Regions from separate parts of the Homo sapiens genome. Here regions 2, 3 and 4 are each linked to region 1. Evidence: chromatin contacts called from ENCODE Hi-C or POLR2A ChIA-PET data. All regions are on one chromosome and are shown on one strand. The core of a region is the stretch at or near the end of the contact, and the rest is flanking DNA. Distances in the headings are between cores, read along the strand shown.

Region 1 (6,633 bases), core at 304-2,803:
AGTGCAGTGAAGTGTCAGTTTCACATGTGCCATCTGTAGAATCTGAAACCTCAAACTCATACAGAGACCACAGAGCACTTTCTGAGCCTTCCAGTCATGCCACCTGCATTCATGTTCTTTGTGGTTTCTGAGAAATGCTGCACAGTGAGCAAATGAACTAAATCACAAGTTGTGCTGAGCCAGAGAAATAGGAGACTTCTTGGAAGTACACAGCTGTTGTCTAATTTTCCCAGTCTCTTCCAATTCAAGCAGAGAAGTGTGTTGAAAATCTGTGTGTGTGCATGTGTACGCGTGCCAGAGAGAGGGGGAGAGAAAGAGAGAATGCCAATTGCTTTATTTTGGAAGGAAGATGAGGGCTACCCAGAAGTGAGAAACATTAGTGTTTATTCCTATTTTAACAGCAGACATTCAATGTTCTACGGCCTGTAGGTTAATTTACTTTAAAATAATGTGTTTAAGATAGATAGCAGATTTTAGGTACTTATCACAAACAAAAAAGAAAAAGAAAGGTAACAAAGATGATGGGCATGTTACCTCATTTGATTGTAGGAATCACTTCACTATGCATACGTGTATCAAGATAAGTATATCAAAACACCATGTTATACACTTTAATATATATAATAAAGCAACAATAACAAATAACGTAATTTGTATAAACTATATAATTTTTGTGTACAAGTTAAATCCATCATTTTAGAGGTGATTAATAGTCTTTGAAATCATGAGGTTATTAATTAGCTATGCAGAATCCTAAACAGAAACTTAAACCTCAAAAGCGAATTTCTTGGCACTTACTGAAATAAAGCCTGAGAGCATTAGTAAGTTAGCAGAAGGGATGTCAGAAATAATTTTAAGTGCTGAAATTCATGGAAGCTTAGTACAGGACTCACTGTCCTTTCACGAACATTCAGTGGCATATGTGAATGAAGGTTAAGAATCTGGTCAGCCCAGGACTTTAACGACTGCTTTCCAGGTTGAAAATTCCTTGGCTTCTTCTTTCACGGGCTTCATGGAGGATTTTTGTCACCAATTTGACTACAAAGATGAGCATTCACTCACCCTGGAATGTGCCTTTCATGTAAGGGGTGATTGTGCAGCTAAGGCAGAGAGTGGGACCTCTTCTGCTACATGCAGGCTGTGGGACTGAATTGTGACTTTAGGTGGAATTTGCCCCTTTTGTTGTTCTGCACCTGATGGTGAGAGTGTGGTGAAGGGAACGTCTAACTCCACCCACTTAGAACCTCCAGAGGATCATCAGCTTTTGATATTTACCAGAAAAATAGCCTGATGTTTGCTGAATGGCCAAATGGACTTAGGCTAGTTTGCAGCAGTGCAAGCAGCAGCTGCTCGATGGTAACGCAGGACGGGGAGCTGGTGAAGACGTTTTGTTCAAAAGCCTCATTTTGCAATACAGGCTTTCTGAGGAGGAGGGAGGCTGGACTGTGTTCTGTGAAGCAACTGTCTGATACAGTGAGTCACAGTCAGGAGGGTCTCTTGGCTTCTGAGAAAGGTTTAATGATGAGCCATGAGCTGCAACCTCCCTGGACAGAGGATGTGGACACGCCACAGCTGTTTCTGGGCTACTGCTGCATCAGACGCCGTTTACCCAGCAGCTGAGCATGACAGATGCCTTGTAGGTACCGGGCACAGTGCAGGTACCTACAGTACCTTGTATTTACCTTGACTCAGGGTATGGGAGGTAGCATAATGTGGTGGCTAAGGGCTTTGGTTTCAGAGACTTGGCTTTTCGTCCTGACTCACTGATAGGAAAGGAAGAGAAGCAGGAAGGAAATTCACTCCTTATTCCATGGGTTCTTGAGTCAGAACTTATTCTTTCTATTTTGTAAAAATAGAAGCTGTCACCCCATTACTAAATAGGAAGGAGGGATGATGGGGTTACAGGGCTAGAAGAATGAGAGAAACCCTGTGTCATTCAGAATGTCAGCTCCCGCAGTTTTCGCAACTGCTCCTGTTACTGTGTGGCCTACGATGAACATCTGTATGGATTGGACTAATGGACTAATCCTGCATCTAACCTTGGCTGAAGGAAGTACCTCGTATGGCCTTGAGTCTCCAGAGCTGCCTGTCAGAAGAAACAGAAGAAATCCCCACTGGCTGCTGTCAATCCACTGACTTGCTTTAACTTTCTTCCTTCATTGTAAAGTCTTGCTCCCAAATGCTCTGTGAGGACACTCGTTGAAGTGGCTATCATTGATTTATATTTCTGTGTGAGGAATTCCAGCCCCTTTCTTCAGGGTAGGTTTTTACTCTGAGAAATTATGAAGATGGCAGAGGAATAGAAGGGTCCCCATGGGAACAAAAGCAGGACTGGCATTTGGGGGTATTAAGATACACACTTTACTGACTTCTAAATTTTCCTTGAGGTCTCTGAGTTCTGCTGTAAAATAGTTTGGCTGGCTTTCCATTACTCTCCTATGAAAATGGTAAACTGACAACTTCAAATAGAAAAAAATTTCATATTAATTTCTTCATTTCTTCATCAACTACTTATTGAGTACATGCTGTGTCAGCTGCTGGTCCAGACCCTGGGGAGATAACACAGCATCGATGGTCACTTGGATTAGAGCAGCAACAGAGATGGAGAGAAGCAGATTGATTTGAGTCATGTTTAGATGTAGGGCTAACAGGACTTTGGGTATAAGGAAAAGAGATGAATGAGTGTTGATTCGTAAGGTTTGGACTTGAACCATGAGATAGATGGTGGTGCTATTACAGAGATGAAGGGGATGAGAGGAGGACCAGGCTTGCAGAGCAGAAGTCAAGGCTTCCATTTTTGTCACATTAATTTTGAGATGACTATTTGACAACTGGGGGAAAATGGCAAGCAGGCCTATCTTATTCAGTTCAGGCTGTCATAACATAAGGCCCCATGGACTGGGTGGCTTAAATAACAAACATTTTATTTCTCATAGTTCTAGAAGCTGGGAAGTCCAAGATCAAGGTGCCTGCACATCCAGTGTCTGGTGAGGGCATTCTCCTTGGTTTGTAGACAGCTGTCTTCTCATCGTATCCTCACATGGTAGAGAACAGAGAGAGGAAGCTAGCTCTCTGGTCTCTCCCAATAAGGAAACTAATCCCATTAATGTGGGCTCCATTTTCAAGATCGAATTACCTCTCAAGGCCCCCACTCCTAATACCATCACATTGAGGGTTAGGATTTCAGCATTTGAATTTGGGCAGGGAGGTGGGGGAGAAGGCCAGACATTTGGTCCATAACAAGGGCTTTGGATACACAAGTAAGGCTGAAACCCAGGGGGCCCCTCAGAACCAGAAGTATGAATTTGGGAGTCCTTTCCATGTAGTACTTCAAACCATGGGGCGGGAAAAAATTTGTAGATGGAGAAGAAGAGAGCAGGTAGGGCTGAGCTCTGAGTGCAGAGATGGCTTAGAGGACATGGAGCTAGCAGAGGAGACTAAGCAGGTGCAGTCACTGAAGTGGGAGGTTAACACAGAGCCTGTTGCTTTATGGAAGCCAAGAAAGGAAAGGATTTCAAGGAAAGAGCAGTCAGTTTGAATGCTACTGAATGTAGGGCGAGATGAGAACAGAGAGTACCATCAGGTGTGGTGATTGGCGCTTTCTGCTCTCATCTCATCCTACCTTCAGTAGCTCAGCAGGAAACAGAAATTATACTGCCCTGATTGAATGGGTGCAAAGAGAAGGGGACATCATGTGCTTCAAAGAGTTGGATCAGAAGAGTTGGGGGGAAGTTAGGTATGGTGAAGGGACTATAATATCAGGAAAGGGATTTTTAGGATTAGAATATCCTTTTTAGCTGGAAAAATAGAGAGGGGGATATTGAAGATTGCAGGAGAGAAAGAAAAAGAGAGAGAGAGACGCCTTGAAGAAGCAGAAGGGAATGGGATCTAGAGGCAAGTGGAGGTTTGCCCTGAATAAGTAACTCTAGTGCCTGTAACAAGATGCCGGGTGCAGGGATGACGAGGCTGGGTTGAGGTTGGTCAAAAAGAGACTAAACTCCAAAAGAGGTGAGAAAGCGGAGACAGTGAAAGGAAATGACGCTTTCCAAAAGAAGACTTCTTTCTCTGTGCTAAAGGAAAGGATACATGTTGGGCTACGGAAATGGGATGGAATTTGGAGTTAAAACACTTGAGTCCCAGGATTGAGACTCATCTTAAGCTACTGAGTGTAGCTTACCTGCCCAACAGATTTTTCTGAGGGGAAAAAAGGGGCAATTCACCTACTCAAAAGAATCAAGATGTAATTATTTTCTTAGAATATCTCCACAATTTGATCATGAGGGCTTATCAAAATTTCATGAAAACAGACATTGCATGAATACTCTTAGTATCCACTTATTCATTCATTCATTCATTCCACAGATAGTCATTGAAAACCCATTATGGCCCAAGCACTGCTGCAGGCATTGGGGTTGCTCAGTGACCATACCAAGTCTCTGCCACATAGAGTTTACATTAGAGTGGGAAGGAAAACTATAAATAAGGATCTATGTATACCAGATGGTTATCAATGTTGTGGAGAAAAAGCAGCTTATGCAGAATGGAGGAGCTGTTATCTATGGTGACTATGGGAGTCCTCACCAGTTAGAGTACATTTAAGCAGAGACAGCAGCATGGGACAAGCCATGAGGACGCAGATGCTCCTCATTTTACAATGGGGTTATGTCCCTAGAAGCCCATCAGGAACCTCATAAGCCTATCATAAGTTGAAAATATTGTTAGTCAACAGTGTGTTTTCAACTTACGGTATTTTCAATTTACAATGGGTTTATCCAGATGCAACCCCATCGGGAGCTAAGGAGTGCACTGAATGTGCATCACCTTTGCACCATTCAAAGCAGAGACATTGAATGTTGAACCTTGCTAAGTTGGATGCTGTCTGTATTATAAGCATCACAAGCAGAGGAAACTGCAAGTGTAAAGAGCCTGTGTCCTTGGGGTGTTTGTCTACTATGAGATTGACTCTTCTTTTATACTCCACTCCAGACATATGTGGCATCTTTTTATTCCTCAGAGCTTCAAGTTTGACAAACTACTATATAGAAAGAAGAATTAATGTCTAGTGAAATAATACATTGCTAAAGTTTGACTAGGAAAAGTATGTAATTGCCACTCCTCCCATATGGCCCTTTGAAGTTTGCTAATTTAGGACTATAGTATTTGCATCCTCTAGTAATCCCTAGATTTCCCCTTCCCTGACTACCACAATATCCCCCAACCTCCGCCTATGAATTACAAGATTCCTGCACCCCTCTTGATGCATAGGGCAATACTCAGGCGGTGGAGGAGGGGATGGAGGAGGGGATGTCTTTGGTTGTATCAGTATGTAAAGAAAGTCTGCAGTTTTCATGTGTTAAGGGTCTGGGTTGTGCTGTTTGCTAGACACCTAGATACTTCCTTCCCTCCTTCCCACAGTGCTGTCCTTATGGTAAATTCTGAGGCTGTAACCTCAGAATATTTTCCACAGAGCAGTAAATGAGAGGGAGGTGATAGAAGGTCAGAGGTGGGTGCGGGTCACTCAGGGCTTTGTAGACCATCGTCTACAAAGAGCACTGGCTTTTCCTCTGAGAGATACCTCAAACCACAGTGTTTAAGATGTTCTTACCTGTGTGGAGGAGGAAGCATGGATAGATGCCATTGTCCCCATGCTACCCAATCACCAGAACTCTCAAATCTTAAGTATCTCTAGCCTGCTACTTCACCTGCCTAGAAAAACCCCAACCCTGGATCAATACTATTTGCATCTTCTGGGTCTGATGTGGGGTCTGCATTACAGGAGAAAATGCCACAGTTGTGCAGGCTGACGAAACACAAATCTTGCCCTTGCATGCACACGCGCGCGCACGCGCGCGCACACACACACACACACGTAATAGAGTGACCATATAATTTATTGTTCCAACTGGGACATTGTTGAGAATGAATAATTATAACAGAGCAATAGCCATAAACTAGGACTGTCTTGGACATACCAGGAGTAATGGTCAACCTACTCATAAACAATTGTACATAACAGGGGGAAAGGGAAAGTTCAGACCAAGGATAATTCCAAACCTTCCAGGCTTGTGTTATGCCCATCTACATTTTGCATGCCATTCCATAGAGAAAATTGAAGCTTCCAAGCTCAGTTTCTTGTACTCTGACCTATAAACTTGTCATATATTCCAAATTCATCCTCCCTTCCTCCCTTGTTAAGGGTAAACCTCCACCTGCCTCTGGACTCCATTCCCTTCTGCCTCTTCAAGGCATCTCTCTCTCTCCCTCTCTCTGGTAATCTCCAATATCTCCTTCTCTATTTTTCCAGTCTAAAAGCATGCTCTAATCCTAAGAATCCCTTTCCTGATATAATAGTTCCCTCACCATAGCTAACTTCTCTCCTACTCTTCTGACCCAAACTCTGTGAAGCACATGATGTCTCTTTCTCTTTGCACCCATCCAATCAGGGCAGTATAATTTCTGTTTCCTGCTGAGATAATAAATCTACTTTCATCAAGGTTAGCTCTATAGCTGTAGCCTCCAAATGGTCAAAAACACTGGAAAATTTCCATCCTTATCTTACTTGACGTCTCGTGATGCCTTTAGCATTGCTGAGTGATTCTAAGGGACATTCATGACTTCCTCATCATCCATGGT
Region 2 (6,598 bases), core at 2,786-5,285, 160 kb before region 1:
TGAGGGGGATGGGTCCTGTGCAAAGTGGAGGAGCGGGTCCTGGATGGGAGCGCAGAGAGTCTGTCTACAGTTATAGATGGGAAGTGGAGTGTGCAAGTGCAGACATGGTAGGTGGGTGGATGTGGTGGAGGGAGTCTGTAAAAGTCCCATTCTGACTACTTCAATTTCCTCAGTGCATAGGGAGCCAGGTCATCAGCTCAAAGTGAGAATGCGGAGTGGATATTGCAGGTTTGTGGAGAGAGGAGAAAGTATGAAACAGTCATTTAGAAGAACAGGGAAAATGAAAGAACTAAGGAAATGTAATACTGATTGCCAGGAGGCATTCAAGACCCATTTAAGGTTCATGGTCATTAATTAAGATAAGGCCAAGGAGTTGTGTGATTTTTCTTAGATGCCTATGATGAGTTACAGGTGAAGAGTTTATTTTAACTAGGGTGGTAGTTTTCTAAGCAAACACAACCAAGTGATAAAAGGACCCTGGAATTGAAAGTGTAGGCACAGCAGTGATTGAAAATAAGTGATTATGTACAAAAATTAGCTGGGCGTGGTGGCAGGCGCCTGTAATCCCAGCTACTTGGGAGGCTGAGGCAGGAGAATCGCTTGAACCTGGAAGGTGGAGGTTGCCGTGAGCCAAGATTGCGCCACTGCACTCCAGCCTGGGTGACAGAACAAGGCTCCATCTCTAAATAAATAAATAAATAAAGAAGAAAATAAGTGATTATGGAATTCAAGCTTGGTGTGTGGGGGGAAGTTAAGACATGAAAAGACCAAGGAAGTGTGAAAAGGTGGTAGGGTCAAAGAATTGGAGTTCCTGCAGAGTTGAAGGATTTGCTCTACCTGGTACTGGAGAGACTACTGAAATGGAGATTCCGGAGATGCCCTTAGTGCTGATGACAGGTCTAGGGAATGACCACAGTGGGTGGAGGGGAGTAGGAGATAAGTGAAATAGTGTGAAGGACAAGCTATTGAGGTGAAGGAGAAGAGTTTAAGGAATTGAAAGGCCAGGTGCTGAAAGGATATTGAAATCACCAATTATTAAGACAAAAATAGTGATAGAAAAGGTAGCAATAAGCTAGGGTTTAAATTATCAAGAAATGAGAGGGTTCCTCAAAAAGCTAAGCATAGAATTACCATATGACCCAGCAATTTCACTCCTAGGAACATACTCAAAGAGACTGAAAGCCAGGACTAGAACAGACTCTTGTACAGCATTATTCTCAATAACCAAAAGGTGGATATAACCCAAATGTCCTTCAACAGATGAGTGGATAAACAATGGAATATTACCCAGTCATAGGAAAGGATGAAGATTTGATCCATGCTACAATGTGATAAACCTTGAAGACATTGTGCTAAGTGAAATAAGCCAGATCAAGGGACAAATATTGTATGATTCTAGTTACATAATATACCTAGAATAGGCAAATCCATGGACACAGAAAGTAGATTAGAAGCTATGAGGGGCTAGAGAGAGAGGGGAACGAGGAGTTGTTGTTTAATGATTACAGAGTTTCTGTTTAGGGTGATGAAAAAATTTTAGAAATACATAGTAGTGATGGTTGCATAACATTGTGAATATAATTAATGCCACTGAATTATACAATTAAAAATGGTTAAAATGGCAAAGTTCGCTACCTACATTTACAAAAATTTTTCAAATTAATAATGTAATATACCCGAAATCATTGAACTGTACATTTTAAATGGTAAATTCTATGGTATGGAAATTATATCTCAATAAAGTGGTTAATAAAAAAGAAATGAGGGGACTGTGCAAGTGATCATGAGAGGCGCAGAATAGTGAGAGGCAGTGAGTGGCCTCGTGGGATGACATGAGATGCAGACCTTCCATTGGGCTGGGGAGCAGGGGTGGGCAGAATGGTCTAGCAGCTTCATTACGTAGAAAACCCACCACATAGAAACCTCCAGTCCTAGACCACATCTAACTGACCAAATTGCAACCAGAAAGATTTGGTGGGAACCCCATAAAAGTCTGTTCTCATGACAAAGTTCATTCTAAGTCCACAGGTCAGAAAATCAAGCAAGTTGCAATTACCTTTCTCCCACCCACCCCACTTCAGGGAAATCCTGTTCCTACACATCCTTCACCAGATGCAGGGTGTAGGGCTGCCCCTGTCCTGCACCAAAAGAATCAGACTCAGATATGACTCTGATGTTAGAATTATCAGAAAGAAAATTTAAGTAGTAATGATTAATATATTAAAGTGTCCAGTGCAAAAGGGGGATAGCATGGATGAACATATAAGGGTATTGACAGAGAGATGGAGACCATAAAAAGGGACCAAATGGAAATGCTGGAGATGAAAAACACAGTGAAAGACTAATAACTTTGTTATTCTCAGTAGCAGACGTGACTGTGCTGAGGAAGTAGGGTACTTGAAGACAAGTCAGTAGAAATTGCCCCAACTGAAGCACAAAGGAAAAAAAGTGAAAACCAAGACAAAACAAAAATAAACTCAGAGCAGACTATCCAAGAGCTGTGGGACAATATCAAACTAACAGTGATGTAATTGGAATCCCAGTCAGAAAACAGGCAAGGAGACTGAAGAATATTTGAAGAGATGACGAATAGAGTGAACATTTTATCCACAGTGAAGGAATGAAAGGCTTTGCACTCTTTGTTAACCTGGGCCTACATTTGCAGTCTGATTCTTTGTTTCATTAATCTGATCTACTTGGACAAACTTACCTTTCTAATTCAAGTTTTAGAACATGATATATTCATTTATTCCATTTAAAATACATATGAAGTATCTAGTTACTTTCTGAATTGATTGTATGGTCTAAATGAGGACCAGACTAGCTAGTCTCTAGTGCTGCGGTCAGGGAAAAGAGTAGGACTTTAGAAAGAAGATAGCCATGGCTCTAAATTCTGGCCCTGCTGTTTAATGTCTATGTCATATCTGAGCACAGCAGTACCTAGTTTATGAGGCTGTTGAGAGGATTACGGTAAAGTAATTGTTCTGACTGTGAAATACTTGGTTTGGAGTGGTCCCAGGCCTTCCCACGTTTCCTTCCTGTTTTCCAGGTGATGATGAACTGGTTGTCAGGGTAGAGAGGTACTAAGGTAAAGTGTTGCATGGCACATAGTTGGCACTCAGCAAATGTCAGTGCACCTCCTATACCCTAACTAAACCTGGACTCACCCCCAAATCATAATTGTTGCCAGATGCATCCCCGAGGGCAAAGCTGATTTCCTCTTTGTTATGATTGACGTGGGGGATGGATGGAGCCAGAAGAGAGAAGGTCTCCAAGTGAGTCAGAGCCTGGATGGGCTATGCTGCCTGTCTCATTTCCCAGGAATTACAGACTTTGTCATCCTTCCTTCTAGCTTCTCTCAGCACCTAGAGACCCAGGGTTTTAGCCCAAAGCAACATATGAGGCAGTACCTGCCCCGTCAGAGGGGATAGTGCTCTCTTCTAATTTCTCTGCCCCCAAACAGCCACATGCCTGTTTGATTTTCTGTGAACACACATACAAAAGATTATAGTATAAGACATTTATAAATTGACCTTTCAAAAGTAGTTGAATTGGCAAAATTTGATAGTTAACTGGTGATAGGGGCTGACAGATATGGAAAGGTTTCTACATTATTCTCTGTACTTTTGGAGTCCTTGGTGGCTTACCTGTGCTGTCTATATTAATTGTACCTTTGACAGGAGAGTGACCTTATAATATATTAATATATTCTTGCCATTCATTTTAGAGAGATGATTAAACTTGACCAGTTCACCAAATATCCTGTATCAACATTCTGACAGGATTTGACTAATTACAGTGAATTACAATGTAAAAAGATATCCAGCCTAGAGTATTTTAAATGTTTATTCTGCATTTATTTGGACTTTTTGGAGTTATTTTATTGATAGTATATGGGACAGGTGAGTTTTTTTTTGGTCTGAGTGAACTTGAGAAGCATATAGGCATATTTGACTTTTTATAGTGTTTACAGAGAGCAATACAGCCACAGTGTTTGTGGTTATGTACTGAACCACTTGAAAGCACAGCTGTTGGGCAGAGTGGTAGCTCGCTAGCTGTTTGAGTTAGATACACCACATCTTACTATAATAAATAGTAAATATTTAGAGGCTAAAAACCATATCTTACATTATGGGAGAATAGAATAGAACTAATTATTGGGACTTCTGGGGGCTCTTGGCAATTTGGATTAGTTTTTGCTTTGTCCACCAGATCACTTCATTAAAAACGATGTAAGTACTTCTCAAGGAAGGTATTTAAGGGTAAGTGGATAATAAGAACTATTTATTTTCTTAATTGGCATCTAAAGAGGGATGCAGGGGAGTCCCAGGGTGCCCTGGGCGGCAGGATGGGATGCGGGGTGTGGTGGGATGTGGGTTGCGGTGTTGGGGAATGGAGCGGGTGAGAGCGTGTGCATATGCATGTGTGCAGGATGCTGACCGAATGTGAAAGTGAAGGCTCGATTCAGATGTCTTCAGCTAAAATAAAACATTTCAACTAAGCTGATAAAATCATGAATGAGGTATTCATGAGGAGATGTTAGTGTAGAAAAATCTCCAGAGTGGCACTTTTTAAAGAGTAAAGATGGAACAGTATTTATCATGTAGCTTGCCCAGCAGGTTTATGTTGGAGCTGGGATTAGGACCCAGGTAATTGGCACTTCTTGCCTGATGCCCCAAGACACTTCCCGATCAAGTTCATGGCATTGTACCAGGTATTAGGGGATGGTGGTACAATTCCAGTCTCTTGCCCTCTGGGAGATTATAGTCATGTAATATGCAGCTAGACCAGTGTTTTCTTTCTTTCTTTTTTTTTTTTGAGAGGAAACTTGCCCACCTCATTGAATCTTCTGTGGAAAACTAAAATATAAAATAGATGAAAGTCAGAGCTGCTCTGACTATGTGTGTATACATGTGGGGGTCCCAAGTCTTACCACCCCAGCCTCCTCCTCATAGCTCCTTCTCCTTCTTGGGTGATAGGGCTCTAGGGAACAGCTGGGAAGTTTGTGATCTATCCTCAGGCTCCTATGTTGGAAGGGACTGTGAGGCACAGGGATGGGAATGTGCAGAGAGAGGGCTCTGTGGGGCTTATTGCCTGCCTGGTGTTTCCACCGGGCAGGGGTTTGATGAAGATGACATGTCCTCCCAGTGCAGCATCTATTTCCTTCAGTGACGGGGGAGCAGGGGTATTAGAATAACTAATGGTGGCACAGCTTTTTTCCAGGCTTGTTGGACTTTTCTTGTAGAATTTCATTTATTTATTCATTGGTTTAATTATTTATTCATTAATTTGTGAGATATTTACTGAGTTCTTGTTCTGAGACAGATGCTGAACTAACATACTCTGGGGGAGGGGACCAATAGGCTAGCCTGAAAACTGCCTTCCTTGAGGGCTTCCTGAACAGATTTTGACAACCATTCTGAAGAGGGCAGGTGAACCAGCTCTCAACATAGACACCACTGGCCAACCCGTGTTGCCAACTCTTTCTGGACATTGAAGGCTCCTGGCTTTTCTTCACCAACATTAGAAACACACAACTGCAAGTGAACTGTATCTTGGCGGAAGAGCTCAGGTCAAACTGTTGTATTTTTGGATCGAATGCTGGCTTTATTCTAGCACGAGGAAGACTTTGGGTGTGAATGAATTTAGAGTAAGGATGGCAAGAACATCAGAGAGCCCCAAAATGTCTATTGCTATTTTCACAGGCTCTAGATGCTATTTCAAAAAGCTAAGTATGTACAGCATGGCAGATATTGAGGAAATTAATGTACATCTTTTTTGCTTAAAAAACTTCATGTTGTGGCCTGTAATAGTTCATTTGCTTATTTTTATTTTTAAATTTTTTGCAGGATTCTTTTTATTAAAGTAAGACTTATACAAATGGAATTTACCATTTTAACCATTTTTAAGTGTACAGTTTGATGGCATTAAGTCCATTTACATTGTTGGGCAACCGTTGCTACCAGCCATCTCCAGAGCTTTTTTCATCTTCCAAAATTGAAACTGTATACTCATTAAACAATAACTCTCCATTCCCCACTCTCTCAGCCCCTGGAAACTACCCTTCTTTCTGTCTCTGTAAATTTGACTACTCTAGGTACCTCATATAAGTAGAATTATACAGACAGTATTTGTTCTTTTGAGACTGGCTTATTTCACTTAGCATAATATCCTCAAGGCTCACCTATGTAATAGAATATGCCATATTTCCTTTTTATGGCTGAATAATATTCCATTATATGTACAGACCACACTTTATCCATTCATGCATTGATAGACATTTGGGTTGCTTCCATCTTTTGTTTACTGTGCATAAAGCTACTCTTAGCAGGGGAATATGAATATTTATCTGTTTAAGTCCCTGCTTTTAATTCTCTTGAGTATATACCCAGGAGGGGAATTGCTGGATCATATGCTAATTCAATTTAAATTTTTTTGCTGAACTACCATACTGTTTTCCACAGTGGCTGCACAATTTACATTCCCACTCAACAGTGGGCAAGGGTTCTGATCTGTCTACATCTTCCCCAATACTTGTCACTTTCTTTCTTTTAATTATAGTCATCTTAATGAGTGTAGAGTGAATGAACAACTTTTG
Region 3 (6,300 bases), core at 897-3,396, 160 kb after region 1:
GAGATCATCATCTACCCTCCTGACAGTCGAGATGACTTAGGCAAAGAGGGGTGAAGCACCTTGCTCAAGGTCACACAGCGAGTAATTGGAAAAGCTGGGATTCAAACCCAGAGCCTGTGTTCCCAATCATTAAGAACAGGGTCCTGAGAGGAGGCATCAAAGGACAGGTACCACCCATCCACTCCTCAGCAAGCACTTAGTAAGCACCTGCTGATTGAATTGCACCTAGTCCCTGCTCTCCTATGGCTTACAGTTTAGTGGGGGAAACCAGTGCTTAACTATTCTCTGAAATACAGTGCAATAAATGCTCCAGGAGAGAAGAGCTTGGTGTTGTGGGAATGCCAAACCCAGGTACTGGAGCTCAGGGGAGGCTTTCACACGAAGAGATGAAGGAAAAACCGAATTCCAAAGGCGATGTGGAGCTGGCTTACAAGAGGGTGTGGAAGGAGGGGCAGATGGAGCAGTGTGTGCTGGGGCCAAGGGAGGGGAGGCAGGAAAGTCCAGAACTCCCAGGCTCTTCAAGGACATCAGTCGTTTGAAGTTCCAGCCCACCTGGCAGCTGGAGGCCACTGCAGCTGACAACGGGACTGGTAGGCGAGGTCAGGAAGCAGTAGCACCAAAGCAAGTGAGTGAAGTGCCAAAGACAGACCCTGGGCTGCCTCACAGTGACAAAGACTCTGACCTTGAGCAAACTCTAGTCAGGCTCTTCTGAGCCCTCTTCTCAGCCAGGCCTCAGCCTTGCTCTAAAACACTTGCACAATCGCTAATAAGGTTTCCAATACCTCAAGGCCACATCCCCAGGATGCTCCTACCCCCTTAAGGATGCCTGCCTGAGAAAACTCAAGGCTGCCCAGGGGGATTTACTGCTTGCTCTAGCCCACACCTGGAACTAGCCTGACCACTCTTTCGTAGAGCACTTACTAAGAAGGGCAATTTTGAGTTCTCTGTAACCTTTGAGATGTATATGTATCTCCTACAACCCAGGAGTGTGTTTCTCAAGGCCCTGAAAGCTATTCCTTTGAATGTAATCATCAGGAAGGGTAAGGACCTCTGTCTCCCAGTCTCAGAGAGGATAGAATCCTAACTTTCCTAACTGCCAGCTAGCAGGCACAGCTGGTCTGATTGCATTTATACTGAACAGCCCTTCGTAATTTTTCACTTCCCTGACCCTACTGGTTCTGTTTGCCCTCCTTCCTATTCCCTCATTCTTCCCTAAAAATGCCTAGTCTGGCCAGGCATGGTGGCTCACACCTGTAATCTCAGCACTTTGGGAGGCCCAGGCGGATGGATCACCTGAAGTCAGGAGTTCGAGACCAGCCTGGCCAACATGGCAAAACCCATCTCTACTAAAAATACAAAAAATTAGCCGGGTGTGATGGCAGGTACCTGTAATCCCAGCTACTCAGGAGGCTGAGGCAGGAGAATCACTTGAGCCTGGGAGGTGGAGGTTGCAGTTAGCCGAGATTGTGCCATTGCACTCCAGCCTGGGTGACAAGAGCAAAACTCCGTCTCCAAAAAAAAAAAAAAAAAAAAAGTCCAGTCACCTCTGCACAAATTGAAGCTGAGTTCAGTTTACATTGGACTCTTCCCTATTGCAATAGTTATTACTGGTTAATGTCTGTCCTTACCACTTTAGTGTCTGGCTTTGTTTCGCTTGGACAGAATCAGATGAGAAACCACCAAACTCACTGGGCTGAATTATTTCAGCTTATGGACAGCCACAGACAGTGTGAGTACCTGTTCACACAAATCCTGAGGCCCAGCACACACTGGGCCATTCACAAAGCTCATTCAACCCCCCACGGCCCTGACACCACCAGTTTTACCTCTCTGTAGAACAAGAAACTGCTGACTCACTGAAAACAGAGCGCATTTATAAACAGGAAGCTGAGTATGTGACCACAGACATTCAGCATCTGATAGCAATTGCTGAATGTGGCAAAAAAAGAAAAAAGTTTGAACAAAAAAAAAATCTGTGTCACTAAATAAGAACTCTCTAGCTCATGGAAATACAATCCTGCTATTTGATCATTTCATAAATACTTAAATAAGGGGAGTTCTCATTTGGCCAAACCTAGGCACGCTTCAAATATTTACTGAGGCCTTCGAAGGGTGTGGTTTTCCCTTTTTTTCTTTCCATTCCCTCCCAAGCAGAGCAAAAAGGCTCCTTGGTGAGGCCTTCCTGGCCTATACAGAAGAGATTTGTTTTCTCTTTGAGCTCTGATAGCCTGACCGTCCCACATCAGACCTCTGTGCTGGTGCAGAGGAGGGCTCTGCCAGGAGGGCTCCCAGAGAGATGCACAAACACTGGCGGGTTAACACTCCGACATGCAGCTCTTCCTACAAAGCATTGACTGGATGGTACTGAAGCTAAAAAATGGAGACTCACTTGTATCAACCATAGTAAAGAGCCTGTAAGAGGACGCAGTTCCCCCTGCTTTCAGCAGCAATGAAGAGGCTCATTTTCCTTGGAGTTTCTTTGTTGTTGGGGGGTTGGTTTCTAGCAAACTGACCCAAGAAGGCTAATGGCCGAGGAAAAAACCAGGTGATTATTTTCTAAAAGATTATCTTCTGGGAGTCGGTGCCATTGCTGCCTTTGTCATCAGGGTAAAGGTATCCCAGTGATGTATGGAATCTTTCCACTTCTCTTCCGGGGAATTGGGCATGGATAACAATAGCACAGTGCCGGGAACATAGTAAATTCCTAATAAAGAGTAGCTAAGTGTTTTTTATGCAGAGTTTTGTCTAATCTTCACAATAACCTTAGGAGGTAAGTATTGGCAATCTGATTGGGTAAATCAATACTGAAGTCTCTACAGGAGCAGCATATTTGGGAGTATGGTCCAGGTATGCCTGGTTTCAGAATGCAGCCATTTGCCTAACTTATTGCTGACATTTTCAAGCAGGATGTGTCCTTTATATTTATACTGAATTAATTGGACATACTGATATTCAAATATACCTACAAAGTAGAAAATCTTATTTGGTAATTCATCATCAGCTTCTCACAGAGCAGCAGATAGCACTTGTTTTTCTATTATGTACCAAGAAAATTCTGTGTTGGAATTTACAAGTAGCAGTGGTTGTGTCAAAATGCCTCAGACAACATATTAATGATGCTCATAGTAACTAACTTTTATGGAGTGTTTCTTGTGTGCTGGATGGGATGTGTAAGTGCCATGATATTCAACATAGCCTCAACACAACCCCTGTGCTGTCATTGTCATTAGCTCCAATTTACAGATGAGGAATCTTGAGGCTCCAAAAGACTGTTTATAAGCAGGCTGACTCTGGAGCCCCTGCTCTTACCCATTATGCTGCTCTGTAAAAAGGGCTTTAGCTAGAACACTCCTTTTTATTTCTGTAAAGAGGAGACTGCTGTTTCTTCTGTTTTATTGGAGTCTGGAGAAAAATCTCCTTGAGCAAGGATGATTACTATGGCTTAGATTGAAGCTTCCAGAAGTAGACCTTGACAAGGGCTATGTGCACGTGAATTGTGAAGGAAGTGCTCCCATAGGAAGTCCAGGAAAGAGCAGGAAAAACAGGACAGGAGCCGGGAGCAAACCAAACAAAGGTGTGATGTCAGGCAAAGTCCTGAGGAGGGAGGCCTGTGCCTGATTCTACAGGGGAACTCCAGGGTAAAAATTCTGTCTGAGTTCGTCCAGATGCAAAAGTCAGCGAGGCTTTGAAGTTCTCTAGGGAAGGGCTGCCCAGAGGGCATGTAAATTCTCAGGCACTTCCAACTTTCCAGCCACAGGTGCCAGTGGACCTAAGGTTATCTTAAAAGAGAGTTGCAAGTTTGAGCCTTGGAAGCAAGCCACAGAAACCCGGAAGGGTGCACGGAGCTGGAAAAGAATTGATATGGGTTGCGTGTGGGTGGAGCACCCCCAGGGGCTGCTGCATCTAGTAATCATAAGTCAGGAATTCGTTTTGCTGAATCAGAGCAAACTCCATCTAGCAGAAGCAACACCAAAGTGTCTCTTTCCTGTAGGTAAAGCCTAAAGATCAACAATTTGGGGCTGTATGGTGATTTATTTCAGGGGTGGACAAAACATGCCCCATGCCAAATCTGGCCCCAGGGTCTTTGTATAGCTTTGGAGCTAGGAATTATTATTCCTTTTTTAAATGGCTGAAAATGATGAGAGATTCTACTGTTTCCTTGCATAGAATTTTAAAAAAAGAAAATTATAAGGGATTCAAATTTCAATGTCCATAAATAAAGTTTTATCGAAAAACAAATTGGAACATTAGAAACTCATTTATTCTATATTTTCCATGGATATTTTCACTCTCAAATGGCAGAATTGACTAGTGGTGACAGAGACCTGTAGGGTCTACGAAACTGAAGATTCGGCCCTTTAGAGAAAAAGTTTGCTGGCCCTTGTTCTGCAGGATCAGGAAGCGGGGCTTCTTTATTTTGCGGTGCCACATCCTCAACACGTGCTTTCAGCTCATGGCCCAATATAGTTACTGAAGCGCCAGCCACCATGTCTGCCTTCAAGCCAGTGCAAAACAGAACAAAGAATTCACTTCCTCCCTTTAGGAAAACTTCTAAGAATCACATTCCTCACTTCTGCTATATCAGGCCAGAACTTAGTCTCCTTATCATACCTGTAAAACCTTACTCCAAAAGCTATGAGGCCAGCAAAAATTTGGAATTCCTTTGTTCAGGAAAAGTATATAAGGAGACAATTTCTAGCTCTGCCTCACCTAGTTAAGAGTTTCAAAACAAGGAAGAATGGTATGTAATAATATAGGCAGGAATAAAAACTAAATTGTTCTAATGTCTCACATTTAAATTACAATGTAATTTATGACAAACAAATTACAATGTTTCTTTTCTCCATCAAATTTTCCATTTCTCTTAGTTTTTAAGGTAGCCTAGGAAATTAGTTAAGTACCCTATTTTCCTTGCTTGTATCCAGGTCTTTGTTCCTACCAAGAAGAAACAAATTACCAAATAAAAAGGTTAAAAAGTGTACTTCTCCGAGCATTACCACAAATACTAAGAGGGAGAAGGTGGCATAACTGCTGCCTCAGTTGAAGCTCTCACATTTTTCATTCACACCATTGTGACAGCCTATCTTGCAGCCCTCTAATGGAGAGTCCAGACTTCTTGTCTTAAACCTCCACCCTTTGCACATCTGCTCACATTGCTGCCTCCATCTGTCTACATTGCAAATATCACCATGTTGCTTCCTGTCTGCATCCAACATGTGAGGAGGAGAAAGCCCAACTCTCCTGCGTGGCCTCCACGACCTGCCTGATGCGTGGGCATCAGCTCCTGCTGGTTGCACCTTGCTCTTCATAGTCCACAGACCACACTCCAGGCAGACACCATTTGCAGAGCTGTTTCAGCCCCTAAGTCAAGATTCTGGGGAACACAGGAAGTCCACTTGCTGGAATCCCTAACGACATCAGCCCCTTGTTCTCACCAGTATCCCTGTGACAAACACCCCTGTTAGCCTAAACCAGTGGTTCTCAACCAAGAGCAATTTTGGCAACACTTTGGCAACACTTGGCAACATCTGGAGACTTTTTTTTGTCTTGACTGAGGGAGGGGAGAGTGTAACTGGCATCTGGTGGGTAGAGGCCAACAGTGCTGTGTGGCATCCTGTGCTGCACACGAGACAGCTCTCCCCCAAAAGAACGATTCCGCCCAAAATGTCAGTAGTACTGAGGTTGACACTGGCCTGTGCTAGCTCAAAGGTTCCTGTGATTTTTAACAAACACACCTTACCAAGCTCAGCTGTGTCCCACAGATGCTTCCAGCTTTTCAGCTCAGTGGGGGGCGTGGAAGAATAGATGGAAATGCCACACAGTGTGGGTGCATGATGTGGGAAACATTGGGTGCTGGGAGCCCCAAATCCAGAATAATAAACTCAGAATTGTGGTGGCGGCGGAGTATAGGTGAGCAGGAACACTTTCAAAAGGAAGTGGATGTACGCTATGATGTACTGGAGGAGTTGGAGTTAGCCAAGTGGAAAGGGAGGTGGCTTGTTCTAGGAAGATGAAAGGAGTCATACCCAGGGCCTGGAGGCCAGCACGCTGGAGGCCCCCAGGGATTTGAAGAAAGCTGGTGTGGTTGGCACCTAGAAAGTGACTGAGTGAGCAGAGAGATGAGGGTTGGGAGGAAAGCAGAGACCAGACTACAGACAGGTAACTGAGCTTGTACTTCCTTCGAGGGCAAGCTTAGGGAACCCAGGGGAAGTCCCTGGGTGTTTCTCCCCTGGAATCTGCTGAAAGATGGGGAGTAGGTGGCACGGGGGAGGGATGTGGAGAAAGTTGGGCTTTGTTCTC
Region 4 (6,790 bases), core at 3,643-6,142, 250 kb after region 1:
AGCACTGGTTTAAGTAAAGCACCTCCAGAGAGAACTGACTTCTTGTGCCATCAGCAGAGAGCACAGGGCTTCCTCCCAGGGGGCTGCTTGGTGTTGAAGGGCAAACTGACTGGACCCCAAGAAGCAGCACCTCCTAGGGTCTCCGTGGAGCCTCTAAATCACTGCCCCCCAATCCCCACACTGTGAACAGCTAAAGTAGAAATTAACCCAAACAGCCTGGGAACTGTTGGTTCTATTTCATTTGGTTAATGTGGTGGTCCTCCCAAATGTATTTTCAAAGGTACATGGGCTTTTTCTGAATTCTCTGCTTCATAGGCTGTCCCAAATTACATTCAGTGGTGTCTTGGCATGAATTCCAAAATGGCAGTTTAAAGGGAATCCAGCAAGTGACCACAGTGCTCCAAAGGGTGATAGAGGTATCAGTGCTCCTAATGGGGACATGTGTGCTGTGGTATCCTTTCCCAACTAAGTTGGAGCATGGGAGATAAAGATAGGAAGGCGAGGGGAGGAAAGGGTTTGAAATATCATACAGGCTTCCTAGACCTGAAAAACTCACAAATAGATGAAGTGGAGCATGTAACCCAAGACCACAAGGACTTGTAAAGGCAGAATAAAATATCCCTCCAACAGGCTCATGCAACGCAAACAAGACATTAGGGAAAAACTGAGGACATCTGAAGAAAGCATAGACTTTTGTTAACAATAATGTGTCAATATTGGTTCACTAATTATTACAAATGTACCATCCTATTGTAAAATGTTATTAATAGGGGAAATAGAGTGCAGTAGAGAGAAATTTTATGTACTATTTTTAAAATAATTCTTTAAATCTAAAACTGTTCCCAATTAAAAAGTATTTCTAATATACAGGTACACATACATACACTTCCAATATATTTGCTTTAAAATAATCCAGGAGGCAAGAGGAGATATTGGTGGGGGCATTGTCAGAGGAAACAAGATTAACTATGACTTACTAATGATTAGAACTGGGTGACGGATACATTACATTATCCCTTCTACTTTCATACATATTTGAAATTCTCCATAATAAAAATTTCAAAAATATATGCTCCCATTAAGTTGTGAACTGAAAAGATAAGTATATAGCATACATTTACGATATATATATACACATCTCTTACAAAAACCACTTTATGTATACATACACTTAGATATATACATATACTTAGACATATACAGCCAGCTCTTTCATATCTGCAAGTTTCACATCTGTGGATTCAACCAACTATGGATCAAAAATATTCAGAAAAATATACAAAACAATTAAAAATACAATACAAATAATGCAAATAAAAACAATACAGTATAACAACTAGCTACAAATCATTTATATTTTATTAGGTATTATAAGTAATCTAGAGACGATAAAAGTATATAGGAGAATGTGTGTAAATTATATGCAAATACTACACCATTTTATACCAGAGAGACTTGAGCATCCTCAGATTTTGGTATCCATAGGAGTCCTGAAATCAATCCCCCAAGGATATTGGGATGACTGTATGATATTCTGTATATTCATATATGTATATACCAATTTATATATCATATAAACCATTTATATATACATATATGTGTGTGTGTGTATATATATACACACACACACACACACACACACACACCCCTATAAAATAGCAAACAGTAAGAAGAGCTTTAGTCCAGGCTACTTTTTTGCTATGTGAGTGTATGCATACTTTGCAGCCAAAGAGTAGTGTCTTTATCGGTGCTACAGACTGTGGACTTTTCGTTTTGCATGACACACCAATCGTATTAGCCTGTGTCAAAGAATATGCTTCAGTGGCTTTCTTTTGATTGGGATGTTAGGCCAAGTCCCAGCACCATCTTCCCCCTAGAATCAATGGCACACACTGGGTTCTTCAGTGTGATGAAGTGTGACCCCGATGGGGTCAGAGCCAGTGGAGCCATAGCTTTGGAAGGACATTTTTCTCTGTGGTGTTAAAGCAGGCTGCTCCAGTTCTGGGTTTGATCTGAGTGAAAACTCTTTAGCCACCTACGATGTGAAGCTGGGACTGATAAGCTCCCCTGCACTTTGCCTGCCACACTCCTCACAGCTGATAGAGCAGTGCCATCAACAGATGGAAGCCATTAATAAGAGAGAACCCGGCATTCTTTTTCTGAGAGTACCCCATTAAGCTCTTCTTCCTACATCCCTTTCAAATGAGAGGCACCAGTGAGAGGTGACAGCGTGCTGGCAGCCCTCGCTTGCTCTCGATGCCTCCTCGGCCTGGGCGCCCATTCTGGCCATGCTTGAGGAGCCCTTCAGCCCCCCGCTGCACCGTGGGAAACCTTCCCTGGGACTGCTGAGGCCGGAGCCGGCTCCCTCAGCCTGCAGGGAGGTGTGGAGGAAGAGGCACGGGCGGGAACCGGGGTTGCGCGCAGCCTTGCGGGCCAGAGTTCCGGGTGGGCGTGGGCTTGGCGGGCCCCCCACACTCTGAGCGGGCGGCCGGCCTGCTGGTCCCGGGCACTGAGGGGCTTAGCACCCGGCGAGCAGCTGCGGAAGGTGCGCCGGGTCCCCCAGCAGTGCTGGCCCACGGGTGCTGCGCTCGATTTCTCGCGGGGCCTTAGCTGCCTCCCAGCAGGGCAGGGCTCAGGACCTGCAGCCTGCCATGCCTGAGCCTCCCCCACCCCCCGCTGTGGGCTCCTGCATGGCCCAAGCCTCCCCGAGGAGCACCGCCCCCTGCTCCACAGCGGCCGGTCCCATCCGCCGCCCAAGGGCTGAGAAATGCGGGCCCACGGCACTGGACTGGCAGGCAGCTCCATCTGCTGCCTGGTGCATGACCCGCTGGGTGAAGCCAGCTGGGCTCCCGAGTCTAGCGGGAACTTGGAGAATCTTTATGTCTAGCTAAGGGATTGTGAATACACCAATCAGCACTCTATCTAGCTCAAGGTTTGTAAATGCACCAATCAGCACTCACTTTTGTGTCTGGCTCAGGGATTGTAAATGAACCAATCAGCACCCTGTCAAAACGGACCAATCGGCTCTCTGTAAAACAGACCAATCAGCTCTCTGTAAAGTGGACCAATCAGCAGGATGTGGGTGGGGCCAGATAAGAGACCAAACGCAGGCTGCCCGAGCCAGCAGTGACAACCCGTCACCTTCCATACTGTGGAAGCTTTGTTCTTTCGCTCTGCAATAAATTTTGCTGGTGCTCACTCTTTGGGTCCACATTCCCCTTATGAGCTGTAACACTCACAGGGAAGGTCTGCAGCTTCACTCCTGAAGCCAGCGAGACCATGAACCCACCCGGAGGAATGAACAACTCCAGACTCTCCGACTTAAGAGCTGTAACACTCACCGGGAAGGTCTGCAGCTTCACTCCTGAGCTTGCGAGACCAGGAATCCACCAGAAGGAAGAAACTCTGAACACATCCGAATATCAGAAGGAACAAACTCTGGACACGACGCCTTTAAGAACTGTAACATGTAATCCCAGCACTTTGGGAGGCCAAGGCGGGTGGATCACGAGGTCAGGATATCGAGACCATCCTGGCTAACACGGTAAAACCCTGTCTCTACTAAAAATACAAAAAATTAGCTGGGCACGGTGGCGGGGGCCTGTAATCTCAGCTACTTGGGAGGCTGAGGCAGGAGAATGGCATGAACCCAGGAGGCGGAGCTTGCAGTGAGCCGAGATAGGGCCACTGCAGTCCGGCCTGGTCTAAAGAGCGAGACTCCGTCTTTTTTTTTTTTTTTTTAAAAAAACTGTAATACTCTTCGCGAGGGTCCGTGGTTTCATTTTTGAAGTCAGTGAGACCAAGAACCCACCAATTCCGCACACACCAGCATTCCTTCGGGTTCCTAAATAATAAACTGGGAACCATTCACCCTTGACATCTCCATCTCCTTAATCTTCCAGAATCCGGTCAGTCTCCAAGTTCTGCAGATCCTACTCCTTTCACTTCTCTCAAATCTGTTCTCAACTCTTCATCCCTGTTGCCCGTTGAAGTTTCAAGCCTTCATTTTTCTGGTCTATTGCAATGATCTGCTACTTAGCCTTCCCCTGTTTTCAACCCCTGCTGTTCAATTTGCTGTCATGAAGACAAGTAAATATCACTCATTTTCTGGGAATCTCCTCAATATTGCCCCCACAGCCTTCAGGATGATGACTTTGATTCTTGGATTGGAATACAGGGTTCTCTACGATCATGCCTCTGCCTACCTCCCCTTCCTCTCATGCCCCATTCACTACCAACTTCAACTGCTTATAGTTCCCAAACCATGCCAGGCTATGTAATATCTCTTTGCCTTTGCTCCACAGTCCTCTTTCCAGAATGCTCTGTTCTTTCCTCTCCTCTAGGTGAACACCTCTATACTTTTCAAAACTGAGATCAAGCATCACTCGTTAAAGAAAACTCTCCTGGGTCAGGTGTGGTGGTTCATGCCTATAATTCCAGCACTTTGGGAGGCCAAGGCGGAAAGATTGCTTGATGAGATGAGACAGAGATTTGAATTTATAGCCCAGTAAGGGCAATACGATCTTTTTCCTGCGTTTTAACTGTTGCACTCGGCATAGTACTCGGCATGTATTTGGCACTTAGTAAATGATTATTGAATAAATACAGATGTAAATGATGGTCTAATTCAGAACACTATATTGTTAAATATCCTGAATATATTTATTTAAGGCGTAGTTTGCAAACAAGCCATGTATTAGAACATCAGAATTTCACATGTGACAAAGCACGATCTGGTTCAGTGAGCCAAGTTGGTAATCTCCAGCCGATGACGAATTGCTCTTGAGACACTTGTTACAGGCAGCCTCAGGAAGAGGCACAGGCCATTTATACCGCTTCGAGCCGCCAGTCCCAGCTCTCTTGGAGAAAGGCAGCACAGCTGGGAGGGCTCACAACAGGAGGCCTGTTGAAAACAAGTCGTGGTTTCACCCTGTGTTTTGATTTCTGTTCAGGGAAGGGCACTTCCTCTTGCATTTGTAGGAGCCAAGTAACACATTCTGGGTGGAGGGAACTATGGTAGAAAGCCTAGTGTTGGACACATGAAAAGGTGGCAGCATCTTAGAACTGGCTAAACACATATCTTGGCATAAGAACTTGGGTGGCAGGCAACCAAGATTTGGGGAGTGCTTTTCCTGCATCATTTTCTGCTGGGATTGCAATATGAGGGAGGCCTTGTTGATGGGTGTAGTTTGTTATGGTTGGCAATACCTTCTGGTTAGTAGTGGTTGAGTGCTTGCTAACTTGTGAATTCTTCAGAAGAGAGTAGAATATAAAAAGCCTTCAAGCCTCTCCTGTCTCCCCCGCAATGCGGCTAACGCAGGGCAACCGGCAGCAGTGAGCTGTGGATCCAGGCACTGGCTAGAGAAGTTGACAGACCACGAACACGGGGCAAGCTGAGTCTTTCTGTTTCACTTCCGGCATGTTTTTCACCCACAGGGATATTTTGGTCTGTTTCAAAGAAGAGGAAATCAGCCCCTAGCAGAGTGTTTCAGAAAAGCAGCAGAAGAAAAGAAAAAAGATTAAAGCCATATCTCTTGGGGAGAGAGATAAAAATCTGGATTTTGTTTGAAACAATGTTTCCATTTCCAACACCTCAGGTCCATAAAAAGTAGGAGAAAAAAAGTCTTCTTGGGGTTTCAGCATGCACAGTGCATTTATTCTCTCTCTCATTTCTTAATTTGTCAGTTTCTTTCGCCAAGTACCAAATCCAGTAAATGTTCTTTAAATGGAAAGAAAAAAGCAATAATGAATGCCAGAAAAGTTTCCCAACCAGCCGGCCAAACCACAAGTATCCAAAAATGTGATTTCATTTTTAATAATACAGAAAACTGAGGAATATCAAGTAGAAATATAAAGAGAGGAAAAACATTGACTTATTCTAAACACCAATAAAAAGGATTTCCAACTTCAGAATGTTTGTAGAAGACATGAAGAGAAATAGCTAGTCAATGAAGGAATTCAGAACCCGGTGTTCACAAAATTAAGAAGATACTAGTGATCAATGAACTCTAAACACTCATATGGGTTTGCCTTCTCTGAATCCTTTGAAATTCACTCTCTATTCGGTGTCCAAATTTCCTGTATATGTAAAATGGAGCCAAGGAGCCCACATTGTGAACAGAGAAAGTAAAGATCGTGTAGGATGAAGACATTCGTGTTGTAACCTGTGTCTTTTATGCCAACTCTTAGAATTTAAGGAGCAGCTGGGGAGGCCAGCAGGCTGACTTAAGCCCACAAAGGATGGCCTCTGATCCCTGAAACTGGGGGAAGAAGCAAGATAATTCTTAACTACTCAGGTGACATCTCTTCCAAGAAGTTTTCTCTAACTTACTCCCTAGCCCAGGAGGGAAGGCTTAGACCCCTCATCTGTTTTCCCGGAACACCTGGGCATAGCTCTTATTGCATCCAAACGGTTCTTATAATGCAATGCAACACAATACACAGTATCTATATGTCTCCCTTGTTAGACCATGGAGTCTAGAGCAGGGATATCTTTACTTCTCTGGTGCCAGGTATAGTGGCTGGAACATCAATTACCTAATTGACATGAATGCTTTCTTTCTTTGTATCCAAATAACTCAGGGCATTTTAGTTGTTTTATCCTATGGTTATATCATTCTTACCATGTTTTAGTACCGGCAAATAGAATTCATTATTTCCCAGGATATATCAGTTAATAATTTCATAAACAGAGAAACTAACTACATCTGGAGCAGTGCTTCCCAAACTTTACTGTGCATGCAAATCACCTGTGGATCTTGCTACAAAGCCGATCGTCACTCATTTGGCC

Evidence for each region. Hi-C counts contacts between places; a loop is a spot of excess contacts on that map. ChIA-PET counts read pairs that join two places held with the same protein, here RNA polymerase II (POLR2A). Pooled maps may share reads with other maps.
Region 2: a pooled map shows a loop between it and region 1 (5-fold over the local background). The contact joins two enhancer-like sites. A Hi-C loop is called at or near these places in 1 of 168 maps with a recorded cell type or tissue (naive thymus-derived CD4-positive, alpha-beta T cell) and 9 of 50 pooled maps. POLR2A ChIA-PET finds 5 or more read pairs at or near these places in 1 of 52 experiments (Panc1).
Region 3: a loop to region 1 is called in a pooled map, with 4 times the contacts of the local background. The contact joins the promoter of LINC02998 here to the enhancer-like site in region 1. A Hi-C loop is called at or near these places in 5 of 50 pooled maps. POLR2A ChIA-PET finds 5 or more read pairs at or near these places in 2 of 52 experiments (AG04450 and OCI-LY7).
Region 4: a loop to region 1 is called in a map with no recorded cell type, with 16 times the contacts of the local background. The contact joins two enhancer-like sites. A Hi-C loop is called at or near these places in 9 of 37 single-sample maps with no recorded cell type and 9 of 50 pooled maps. POLR2A ChIA-PET finds 5 or more read pairs at or near these places in 1 of 52 experiments (K562).

What each region holds. Positions count from the first base shown.
Region 1 is chr5:54,896,416-54,903,048 of GRCh38, reverse strand. No RefSeq gene overlaps it. Among named protein-coding and RNA genes, the nearest start is that of ESM1, 86 kb to the left of the region's middle. RefSeq lists a silencer at 3,220-3,377. Within about 2 kb of position 1,553, at least 2 of the 41 ENCODE cell types and tissues checked have a DNase peak (open chromatin) inside an H3K27ac peak, as active enhancers do.
Region 2 is chr5:55,060,033-55,066,630 of GRCh38, reverse strand. No RefSeq gene overlaps it. Among named protein-coding and RNA genes, the nearest start is that of GZMK, 39 kb to the right of the region's middle. Within about 2 kb of position 4,035, at least 3 of the 41 ENCODE cell types and tissues checked have a DNase peak (open chromatin) inside an H3K27ac peak, as active enhancers do.
Region 3 is chr5:54,740,104-54,746,403 of GRCh38, reverse strand. LINC02998 (long intergenic non-protein coding RNA 2998) reads left to right here and starts at 2,146. Exons shown (of 3, transcript NR_104658.1): 1 at 2,146-2,545. RefSeq lists a cis regulatory region at 1,847-1,857 and an enhancer at 1,780-1,924.
Region 4 is chr5:54,644,998-54,651,787 of GRCh38, reverse strand. It overlaps a transcript of SNX18 not described here. Among named protein-coding and RNA genes, the nearest start is that of LINC02998, 96 kb to the left of the region's middle. Within about 2 kb of position 4,892, at least 32 of the 41 ENCODE cell types and tissues checked have a DNase peak (open chromatin) inside an H3K27ac peak, as active enhancers do.